Regions from separate parts of the Homo sapiens genome. Here region 2 is linked to region 1. Evidence: read pairs that join two places in POLR2A ChIA-PET (ENCODE). Cell type or tissue: Panc1. All regions are shown on one strand. Each heading gives the region's core, and the rest is flanking DNA. Links, peaks and the distances in the headings are about the cores only.

What was found. ChIA-PET counts read pairs that join two places held together with the same protein. Peaks named below come from ENCODE experiments on the same cell type or tissue, not always from the same donor. Only the 100,000 strongest peaks of a DNase experiment are listed, where the experiment ranks them.
Region 2: POLR2A ChIA-PET joins it to region 1 with 6 read pairs; 3 of 35 experiments call an interaction of 5 or more read pairs at or near these places.

What each region holds. Positions count from the first base shown.
Region 1 is chr22:31,914,616-31,920,635 of GRCh38, reverse strand. No RefSeq gene overlaps it. Among named protein-coding and RNA genes, the nearest start is that of YWHAH, 27 kb to the left of the region's middle. RefSeq lists an enhancer at 3,166-3,666. In Panc1, for the core only: no CTCF peak of the experiment used is centred there; a DNase peak (open chromatin) is centred at 2,905.
Region 2 is chr22:31,789,181-31,793,180 of GRCh38, reverse strand. It overlaps DEPDC5 (DEP domain containing 5, GATOR1 subcomplex subunit), which reads right to left. Exons shown (of 43, transcript NM_001242896.3): 11 at 1,079-1,148; 12 at 364-436. Among named protein-coding and RNA genes, the nearest start is that of DEPDC5, 37 kb to the right of the region's middle. RefSeq lists an enhancer at 2,567-2,626. In Panc1, for the core only: no CTCF peak of the experiment used is centred there; no DNase peak of the experiment used is centred there.

The DNA of each region.
Region 1 (6,020 bases), core at 1,107-5,106:
ATTTTTGCTAATGGGTTAGATGTGGGGGATGAGGGAAGGGGAAATATAGGATAATTCCAAGGCTTTCTGCCTGAATAACTGGGTAGATGATGGTACAGTTACTAAATCCGGGAAGACTGTGGGTGGAACAGGTTTGGGTGAGAGCTGGGGGTTGGGTGCAGAGCTAAATCAAGAGTTGTGTTTTAGACACATCAAGTTCACTGTTCTCTTAAATCTCTAATGAGAGGCCAAGAAGGCAACTGGACTGATAGGTTGGAATTCAGAGGTGGGATGGGCTAGAGATCTTGAGACTTGTGGGCATGTAGATGGTAATTAGGATCTCAGGATTGGGTCACTGGGGGAATGCAATGAAGAAAAGAGGTCCAGGAGACACAGATTGGGGTCTTCCAATGTGTGGAGACTGCACAGAGGCCAGCAAGGGAGGGTGAGATAGAAAGCCAATGGAGGAGGGCACCAGGAGAGCCCCAGCTCCACTGACCAACCTTGTAACCTCAGGCAAGTTGCTTCCCTTCTCTGGGCCTCAGTTTCCCCTATGTGGACAAGGGGATGGCCATATTCATCACTGAGGTGGTTCCAGCTTGATCATCCTGGGACACTCCTGAGAAAGAGCGGCAGCAGTTTCTGCAGCCACCTACCACAGGAAGAGATCAAAGCTCAGGCTCCCCCATCTCGTTTCCAGGACTCCTACAATGAAACTGAATGAAATCCCAAATACAACAAAACATAGCCCAAAGGTCGGCCACTCAGAGTTAGGGGCTGGGTAAGGTCATGGTGACCTGGAATAGAATCCAGCCTTTTTGTCACTTGCCAGATGGGTGACCCTCAAGCCTCAGGTACTTATCTGTAAAATGCAGCCAACAGGACCCACAGCAGGGGTCTGTTGTTAGAACTAAGCCAGGTATGGGTGGACACGGTGGCTCACACCTGTAATCCCAGCACTTTGGGGGGCCAAGGCAGGCAGATCACCTGAGGTCAGGAGCTCAAGACTAGCCTGGCCAACATGGTGAAACCCCATCTCTATTAAAAATACAAAAATTAGCTGGGCATGGTGGCGTGTGCCTGTAGTCCCAGCTACTTGGGAGGCTGAGGCGGGAGGATTACTTGAACCCGGGAGGCGGATGTTGCAGGGAACCGAGATCACACCACTGCACTTCAGCCTGGGTGACAGAGTGAGACTCTGTCTCAAAAAAAAAAAAAAAAAAAACAAAAAACAACTAAGCCAAGTAGCAAGCAAAGCATCCTGCATGGCTCCAGGCATGCATGCAATCAATGATCAGCTCCTTCCTGCTTTAGGAAGACTCCTTCCCTGAATCAGGAGAGAGGGAGTCCAACCTGGCTGCACTCTCAGAATGATGTAGTCCTACTGCTGGTCAAGCCTGGGGCTGCCAGCTCTGTGCCACCCTGCATCTCACTTGCAGAGTACGTGGTTACCCAGCTAATCACAGGAATTAGGGATCTGCAAAGACTGACTAGGTCATCTAGCTGGAGCCTGGGGCACTGTGGAAGGTGGGAGGAGGGAGGGGGGACAACAGCTTCTAAGGCTGACCGTAGCTGTAGACTCACCCCAGCCTTTTCCCAGGCTGCGTTAACCTGGCTGGCAAAGGGCAGTGATATGACAGCAGGGGAACACTATAGCAGAGAGTGAGCTGGAACTCGGGCCAATGTGTTCAGCCCAGTGACAGCTCCTGGCTCAGTGTCTCCTAGAAGCAGCCCTGGAAGAAGACAGGGACTGCAGGGGCAGCTGCTGGAAGGCGAGCTGGGCACGCAGCCTGGATTCCTGCCCCACCTCTGTCACAACCATTAGGCCAATGGCTCCACTTATTGGGCACCTCCAAGGTGGCAGGTGCTGTGCTAGGTGCTTAACTGAAGAGCTCTTCAACAACCTTGCAAGGAGGGCAAACATGTCCCTGTTGAAAAGATGAGGAAACTGAGGCTAACAGAAGAGGAAGGCTTGCCCAAGGTCACCCACCCTTCTAGACGTTCCTTCTTTTCAAGACATAGACAAGACACCCTTCCGCAGCACACACGGTCCTGCGCAATTGGTTCTGCTTCCTTCTCCTGCTGCACCTGCCCCTTCCTCTCCCTTGGCCTTCCATCAGGTCTCCATGGAAACATTCAGAAGCCTTCCCTAGGCCCCAGAATAGGTCAGGCTCCCCCTCACACCTTTTTTTTTTTTTTTTTTTGAGACAGAGTCTCACTCTGTCGTCTAGGCTGGAGTGCAGTGGTGTGATCTCAGCTCACTGCAGCCTCCGACTACCGGGATCAAGTGATTCTCTGCCTCAGCCTCTCCAGTAGCTGGGATTATAGTATAGGCACCTGCCACCACGCCGGCTTTTTATTTTATTCTATTTTTTTGAGATGCAGTCTCGCTCTCTGTCTTGCCAGGCTGGAGTGCGGTGGTGCAATCTCGGTTCACTGCAACCTCTGCCTCCTGAGTTCAAGTGATTCTCCTGCCTCAGCCTCCTGAGTAGCTGGGATTACAGGCACATGCCACCACGCCTAGCTAATTTTTCTATTTTTAGTAGAGACGGGGTTTCACTATGTTGGCCAGGATGGTCTTGATCTCCTAACCTCATGATCCGCCCACCTCAGCCTCCCAAAGTGCTGGGATTACAGGCGTGAGCTGCCGCGCCTGGCTCCCCTTACACCTTTCACAGTGGCCTCTCCTTTGTCTTTTGGGCACTTTTCGCAACTATACTTATTACTTCACAACCCTAAAAATCGTTATTTGTGTAATTTTTTGTTTAATATCCTTCCTCCTGCATCTACACGATGCCTGGCACATGGGTGACTGTTAATACGTATGTGTGGAAAGCACGGTGACTAAACCTGTAAACAACAAATGAGCGAATAAACCACAAACAAATCTCCCTCCCGCGGCGATGGGCTGGCTGCGATTCCACTGGGACACAGGGACTTGTATAAAGGGGCAGCTCCCTTAGAGTCTACATCATCAAACCTAATAGGAACAGTATCTTGTGATCACTGTGACCTGCAGCCCAAGGGGGTATGCACAAAGCAATCCCAAGATGTGTGCAGTGGGGGGTGGACACCCAGCTCCCTGCATGGGTCAGACCCCAGAGCTGGCCAGTTTCTCTGTTGTCCTCCAATCTGGCTTCCAGTGGTGGCAGCCACTCTCCTGGTTCCTGCAGGAGAGAGACGAAAGTGGCGAGGGGGTGTCTCACAAGGAGAACTGTGCCGGTTTCATTTCTGCTTTGAGGCGAGACACATCCTGTGTGTCAGACTACCCAGGGAGTGCTCCTGTTCTCCCAGCGCCAACCACCAACAGTGCAGTGACCAGGAGCAGGAGACCCTGGGGAGTCGAGACCAGGGACATGGCTGTCATGGCTGTGCAGGGAGCTTGGCCCCAGGCCCCACCCTGCCTCCTTCCCTGCACGGCGGCCTCTCCACAGAGGCCACTCTCACTGGGTTTCTGTCTTCCACACCCCATCTCATTGTGAGGAAAAGCCCAGCCTGGCTGGAGGGGATTAGGAGCAGGTGGGAGAATGCAGACAGGTGCGATCTCTCCTCTGCTCTGTGTGCTCAGTAACCCCAGGCAAGTCCCTGAACTTCCCTGAGACTCAGTTTCTCCTCTGAGAAGTGGGGGTCCCCACTCACCTCCATCAGGGCTGTCCCCAGGCCCTAGCAGGTTGGTGGACACACACTTGTTTGGGGTTCAATATACAAAATAAGCTCTTGCTGTTATCTTTTTTCTGCTTTCTTTCTTTTCCCAAGCTTCAGACTAGCTAGTGGTATATCATGTTCCTTGTACACCTGCTAGGCTCATTCAAAGCAAAATGTTTAGGCAGAGCATGGTGGCTCATGCCTGTAATTCCAGCACTTTGGCAGGCCCAAGGTGGGTGGATCACTTAAGCCCAAGAGTTTGAGACAGCCTGGACAACATAGTGAGACCCTGTCTCTACAAAAAATTAGTGGGGTGTGGTGGCATGTGCCTGTAGTCCCAGCTACTCGGGAAGCTGTGGTGAGAGGATCAACTGAGCCTGGGAGGCAGAGGTTGTAGTGCGCTGTGATCACGCCACTGCACTCCAGCCTGGGTGATAGAGCAAGACCCTGTCTGAAAATAAAATAAAATAGAAAACCAGAATGTTTGGCCTCCGTTACGGGAGCATTTACAGCACTGCCTTAAAATGGGGGAGCACCCTGCACCGCTCAGACACCTTTGCAAAGCTGACTGCCTCGGGTCCTCACCATGATCCCTCAAAGAAAGCTGGAGAAACGCCGTCATCACTGTACCCTCAAACTTGAGGTCGAGTGAGGTGAATGGACTTATTCAGGATCACAGGTAGTTGGCACTATTGTCAGACAAGAGTAACAGTGGCTTTTCCTCAGACTCAGTTCTCAAAATGCTGCCCCACCACCCCCCCCTTTTTTTTTTTTTTGAGACAGAGTCTCCCTCTGTCACCCAGGCTGGAGTGCAGTGGTGCGATCTTGGCTCACTGCAACCTCCGCCTCCCGGGTTCAAGTGATTCTCAGCCTCAGCCTCCTGAGGAGCCGGGATTACAGGCGTGCACCACCACACCTGGCTAATTTTTGTATTTTGAGTAGAGACGGGGTTTTGCCATGATGGCCAGGCTAGTCTCGAATTCCTGGCCTCAAGTGATCTGCCTGCTTTGGCCTCCTAAAGTGCTGGAATTACAGGCATGAGCCATTGCGCCCAGCTCAACAACCCTTATCTCCCAGGTTCTCACACCGACTTCTTGAGTTACGTAACGAAGTCTTGATGATTCCCATCTTGTCGCTAGACGGATGAGGGTCAGGGTGGTTTCAAAAGCCTATGCAGGGTCACCTGGTGAAGAAACAGCAGGTTGAACCTGGGCGCAGCGTTCTGATTCTGAGGAGAAAGGGAACATGAAAGAGATCATTTCCCTACTTGTCTTATCAGACACCGGCTACCACCGTGGAGCTTGGGTGTGTTCAGAGGCCATTGTTCTACCTACATCTGGGGCCAGGAAGAGCAAAGGCTGACAGGTGAGCAAGGCCTTGTGTGGCATGACACCAGGGGACAGGCTGGCTCAGGGCTTCCAGACAATGGGCCATTTTTTGGCTCCAGTGTGCACCCAGGGACTTGCCAGCACTCACCTCTAGTTGTTGAAAGGGCAGGCTGGGTGAGGCAGGTCGGGGAACTCTCTCTGCAGTTCTTCCTTTCAGTTTTTAGTCGTCTTCTCCTGACTGTTCTGTTGCCAAAACCCCCCAGCCCTCCAGCATCCCCTTCCCCACCCCATCCTCCTCACCTGCTAGAACTCTTATGTAGCTGTCAAGTCCCAGCCCAAATGCCCCTTTCTCCAGTCTTCCCCAGCTCCCCTACACAGACTGAAGCCCCCTCCTCTATTTCTTTTTTTCTTGAGACCAAGTCTCGCTCTGTCACCCAGGCTGGAGTGCGGAGGTACGATCTTGGCTCACTGCAAACTCCCCCTCCCGAGTTCAAGTGATTCTCCTGCCTCAGCCTCCCGAGTAGCTGGGATTACAGGCACCCACCACTATGCTTGGCTAATTTTTTTTTTTTTTTTGTATTTTTAGTAGATAGAGATGGGGTTTCACCATGTTGGCCAGGGTGGTCTCGAACTCCTGACCTCAAGTGATCCACCTGCCTCAGCCTCCAAAAGTGCTGGGATTACAGGCGTGAGCCACTGCACCTGGCCAATTTCTTTCTTTCTTTTTCTTTTTCTTTTTTTTTTTTTTTTTTTTTGAGATGGAGTATTGCTCCGTCACCCAGGCTGGAGTGCAGTGGCACAATCTCGGCCCACTGCAAGCTCCGCCTCCCGGGTTCATGCCATTCTCCTGCCTCAGCCTCCTGAGAAGCTGGGACTACAGGCACCCACCACCATGCCTAATTTATTTGTAGTTTTAGTAGAGACGGGGTTTTACAGTGTTAGCCAGGAAGATCTTATCTCCTGACCTCGTGATCCGCCCGCCTCGGGCTCCCAAAGTGCTGAGATTACAGGTGTGAGCCACTGCGCTCGGCCAGCGCCCGGCCAGTTTCTGTACTGCATTACAGATAG
Region 2 (4,000 bases), core at 1-4,000, 130 kb after region 1:
AGCAAAGACCATGCAGGAACTGTGTTATCTTTGAAACTTCTCTGTAAATCTAAAATCATTACAATTACAAAATTAAAAGGTTTATTTATTTATTTATTTATTTATTTATTTTGGAGACAGGGTCTCACTCTCTCCCAGGTTGGTGTGCAGTGGTGTGATCTCAGCTCACTGCAACCTCCACCTCCCAGGCTCAAGTGATCCTCCCACCTCAGCCTCCCAAGTAGCTGGGACCACAAGAGGCGAATTTTTTGTATTTTTGGTAGAGACAGGGTTTCGCCATGTTGCCCAGGCTGACTTATTTTTAAGTTAGGAAAGAAACAACTAATAAATAAATAAAAAGTATAGCAAAGCACCCAAACATACTTGTAAAAGTCTTCATAGAATCTCCCCTTGTGATCCTGTCGAATTGAGGCTCGGTTTATTTCAGGAAATTCATCTGAAATAGAGAAAACGGAGTATGTAGTTCAGGCTGAGAAGAGAAATTCAGTTTTGTCAGCTTCCTCTTCTGGGTTAAAGATTTGCATCACAAAAAAATAAAGATAACTGTCTTTTTTTTTTTTTTTTTTTTTTTTTTTGAGACAAGGTCTCACTCTGTCACCCAGACTGGAGTGCAGTGGTAAGATCTCAGCTCACTGCAACCTCTACCTCCTGAATTCAAGCGACTCTCCTTTCTCAGCCTCCTGGGTAGCTGGGACTACAGGTGCATGCCACCACACCTGGCTAATTTTTGTATTTTTAGTAGAGATGGGGTTTCACCATGTTGGCCAGGCTGGTTTTCAACTCCTGACCTCAGGTGATCCGCCCACCTCAGCCTCCCAAAGTCGTGGGATTACAGGCGTGAGCCACTGCACCCAGCCAACTGTCTATCTATTAAGTTGGTTTTAAGATGAATCACAGCCCACAGACCTCTTGCATCCACTAACGGACTGTGCTACTTTCCCTTTTACACTGTCCCCATAACAGAAAAGATGGGAAGGGTGGAAAAGTGCAACGAGGAAAAAAATGAAAGGAAATGGCTGGGGTGGGGTTGGGGGAAGCTTAACAAAAACATAACTGTAGGAGAGAAATAGTTACTCACCAACAGATTTTGCATCATAGAAAGTTCTAGAAAACAGGACCACTGTCACTTCATGACTACAGTTCTTCTCCTAAGCATGAGTAGAGAACAACAGGGTTGAAGTTTGTTTCATTTACTTCACTATGAAGCAGACTGCATGCATATAATATTCTTTTTTTTTTTTTTTTTTTTTTTTTTGAGACGGAGTCTTACTCTGCCACCAGGCTGGAGTGCAGTGGCGCTATCTTGGCTCACTGCAACCTCCGCCTCCTGGGTTCAAGCAATTCTCCTGCCTCAGCCTCCCAAGTAGCTGGGACTACAGACGCACGCCACCATGCCCAGCTAATTTTTGTATTTTTAGTAGAGATGCGGTTTCACCATGTTGGCCAAGATGGTCTCGATCTCCTGACCTCGTGATCCGCCTGCCTTGGCCTCCCAAAGTGCTGGGATTACAGGTGTGAGCCACTGTGCCCAGCCCTTTTTTTTTTTTTTTTTTGAGGCAGTCTCATTCAGTTGCCCAGGCTGGAGTGCAGTGGCACAATCTCGGCTCATTGCAGCCTCCACCTCCCAGGTTCAAGCAATTCTCCTGCCTCAGCCTCCAGAGTAGCTAGGATTACAGGTGGGCCACCTGGGTAATTTTTGTATTTTTAGTAGAGACAGGGTTTCACCATGTTGGCCAGGCTGGTCTCGAACTCATGGCCTCAAGTGATCTGCTTGCCTCGGCCTCCCAAAGTGCTGGGATTACAGGTGTGAGGCCCAGCTGCACATAATATTCTTAATCCAGGTGGCTCAGCAGCAGTGCACAGTATTGAATAGCTTCAGGTAATTATAGGCTGCAGTGCAGGGGACAGAGCACTGCTGGGAGTCAGAAGCCCTAGATGGAGTCCTGAACCTGAAACTTGCCACTATGTGACTTTAGGAAAGTTATCTAAAGTGCCAGGAATGTGGAAAGTGATTGGAAAACTGCAAATCAGCATTAAGTAATGGTGACTGTCTCCCAGTTCCCGAGTAGCTGGACTACAGACACGCGTCACCAGGCCCAGATAATTTTTGCATTTTTTATAAAGACAGGGTTTCGGCTGGGCGTGGTGGCTCAAACCTGCAATCCCGGTGCTTTGGGAGGCTGAGGCGGGTGGATCACCTGAGGTCAGGAGTTCGAGACCAGCCTGGCCAACATGGCGAAACTCCATCTCTACTAAAAGTAGGAAAATTACCCAGGCAATGTGGCACGCGCCTGAAATTGCAGCTACTCAGGAGGCTGAGGTAGGATAATCACTTGAACCCAGGGGGTGGAGACTGCAGTGAGCCAAGACTGTGCCATTGCACTCCAGCCTGGGCGACGGAGCGAGACTCCGTCTCAAAAAAAAAAAAAAAAAGAAAAAAAAAAAGAGAGATAGGGTTTCATCATAATCCCCAGGCTGGGCTCAAGTGATCCACTTGCCTTGGCAAAGTGCTGGGATTACAGGCGTGAGCCACAATGCCAGGCCTACAGTGTTTTTTAATTTCTGCAGAATTGTGGTCTAGGGAACAAGAACAGCACCCATGGTGGTGGATTTAAGAATCAAAGGCACTCCCACACCCTACTAGTCTCATAGGATGAGGGTGGGGTTTGCTCTGGACTCAGCGGTATAAGCCAAGGCAAAGAACTACCTTTGGACAGGGACAGGGACTAATGAGAATAAACATTTCCATGGAGTCTGGAGATCAATATCCTAGAAGTAGGGTGTTTACAGATGAACATCAAAAGTGGCTTGCAACAGTTAGCTAGCAAGCGCAGTTTCAGTTCCTCCTGGGTCTCTGAAGACAACAGCCTATACTGACCAACCCCATCTTTATCTTAAGTATGCTTAGTGACTACAGAATTCAACACTCACTATATAAGGCACATAATATAATGTACATTTCATGGATGTATCTCAAGTGGACAGAAATTCCTAAATACAAGCCACAGTACCCAGAGCAGAGTGCTAGGAAACAGCAGACCTTCACTGACTGCCAATTAATTCACGGGAGTCCAAGAGCTCCAAAATCAGCACCCTTATCTAATTTTAGTGCAAGTGATATACAGGAAAACACAACGGGCTCACAATGGGCTGATATGGGCATGGAGTGTCTCAACTCATAAGTGATGTGGTGAGAGGGTCTATTATTATCTCCATTTTGCAGCTGAAGAAATGGAGCCTCAGAGACTAATCCTTGGAGACCAAAAAGCTAATCAGCCAGGCATGGTGGCCTGCGCCTGTAGTCCCAACTACTGAGGAGGATGAAGTGACAAGATCCCTGGAGCCCAGGAGTTCAAGACCAGCCTAAGCAGCATAGCAAGACTCTGTCTCTTAATCAAAAAAGAAAAAAAAAAAAGCAAGCTGATGAGATCATTTAAAACCCAGTCTGCCTTAATCCAAACTCTACTCTTTTACACTACATAATGTGACTTCAAATACTTTTTCATCAAAATGTTTTCATGTGAAATCAAGGTGAGATAATCGAATGAAATAATTTTTTAATTGTGGCAAAATACATATAAATATTGCCATCGTGACATTTAATACATTCACAATGTTGTATAACTATCACCATTATTTGGATCCAAAACATTTTCATCACCCCAACAGGAAATCCCAAACTGATGAAACAGTCACTCCCCACCCTCAGTCCCTGGCAACCACTAATCTCTATATTATATATTTACCTATTCTGGACATTTCATATAAATAAGATCTTATGATTTGTATTTGATCCACTATGTCTGGCTTCTCTCACTTAACATGTGTTCAAGATTCATCTATGCTGTAGCATGTGTTAGTACTTCATTCTTCTTTATAGCAGAATAATACTACATTGTATGGATATACATTTTATTTATCTATGCTTTAGCTGACAGACATTTGTTATTTGTGTTATCCTACTTTTTAGCTAATATGAATAATGCTGTCAAGAATACGG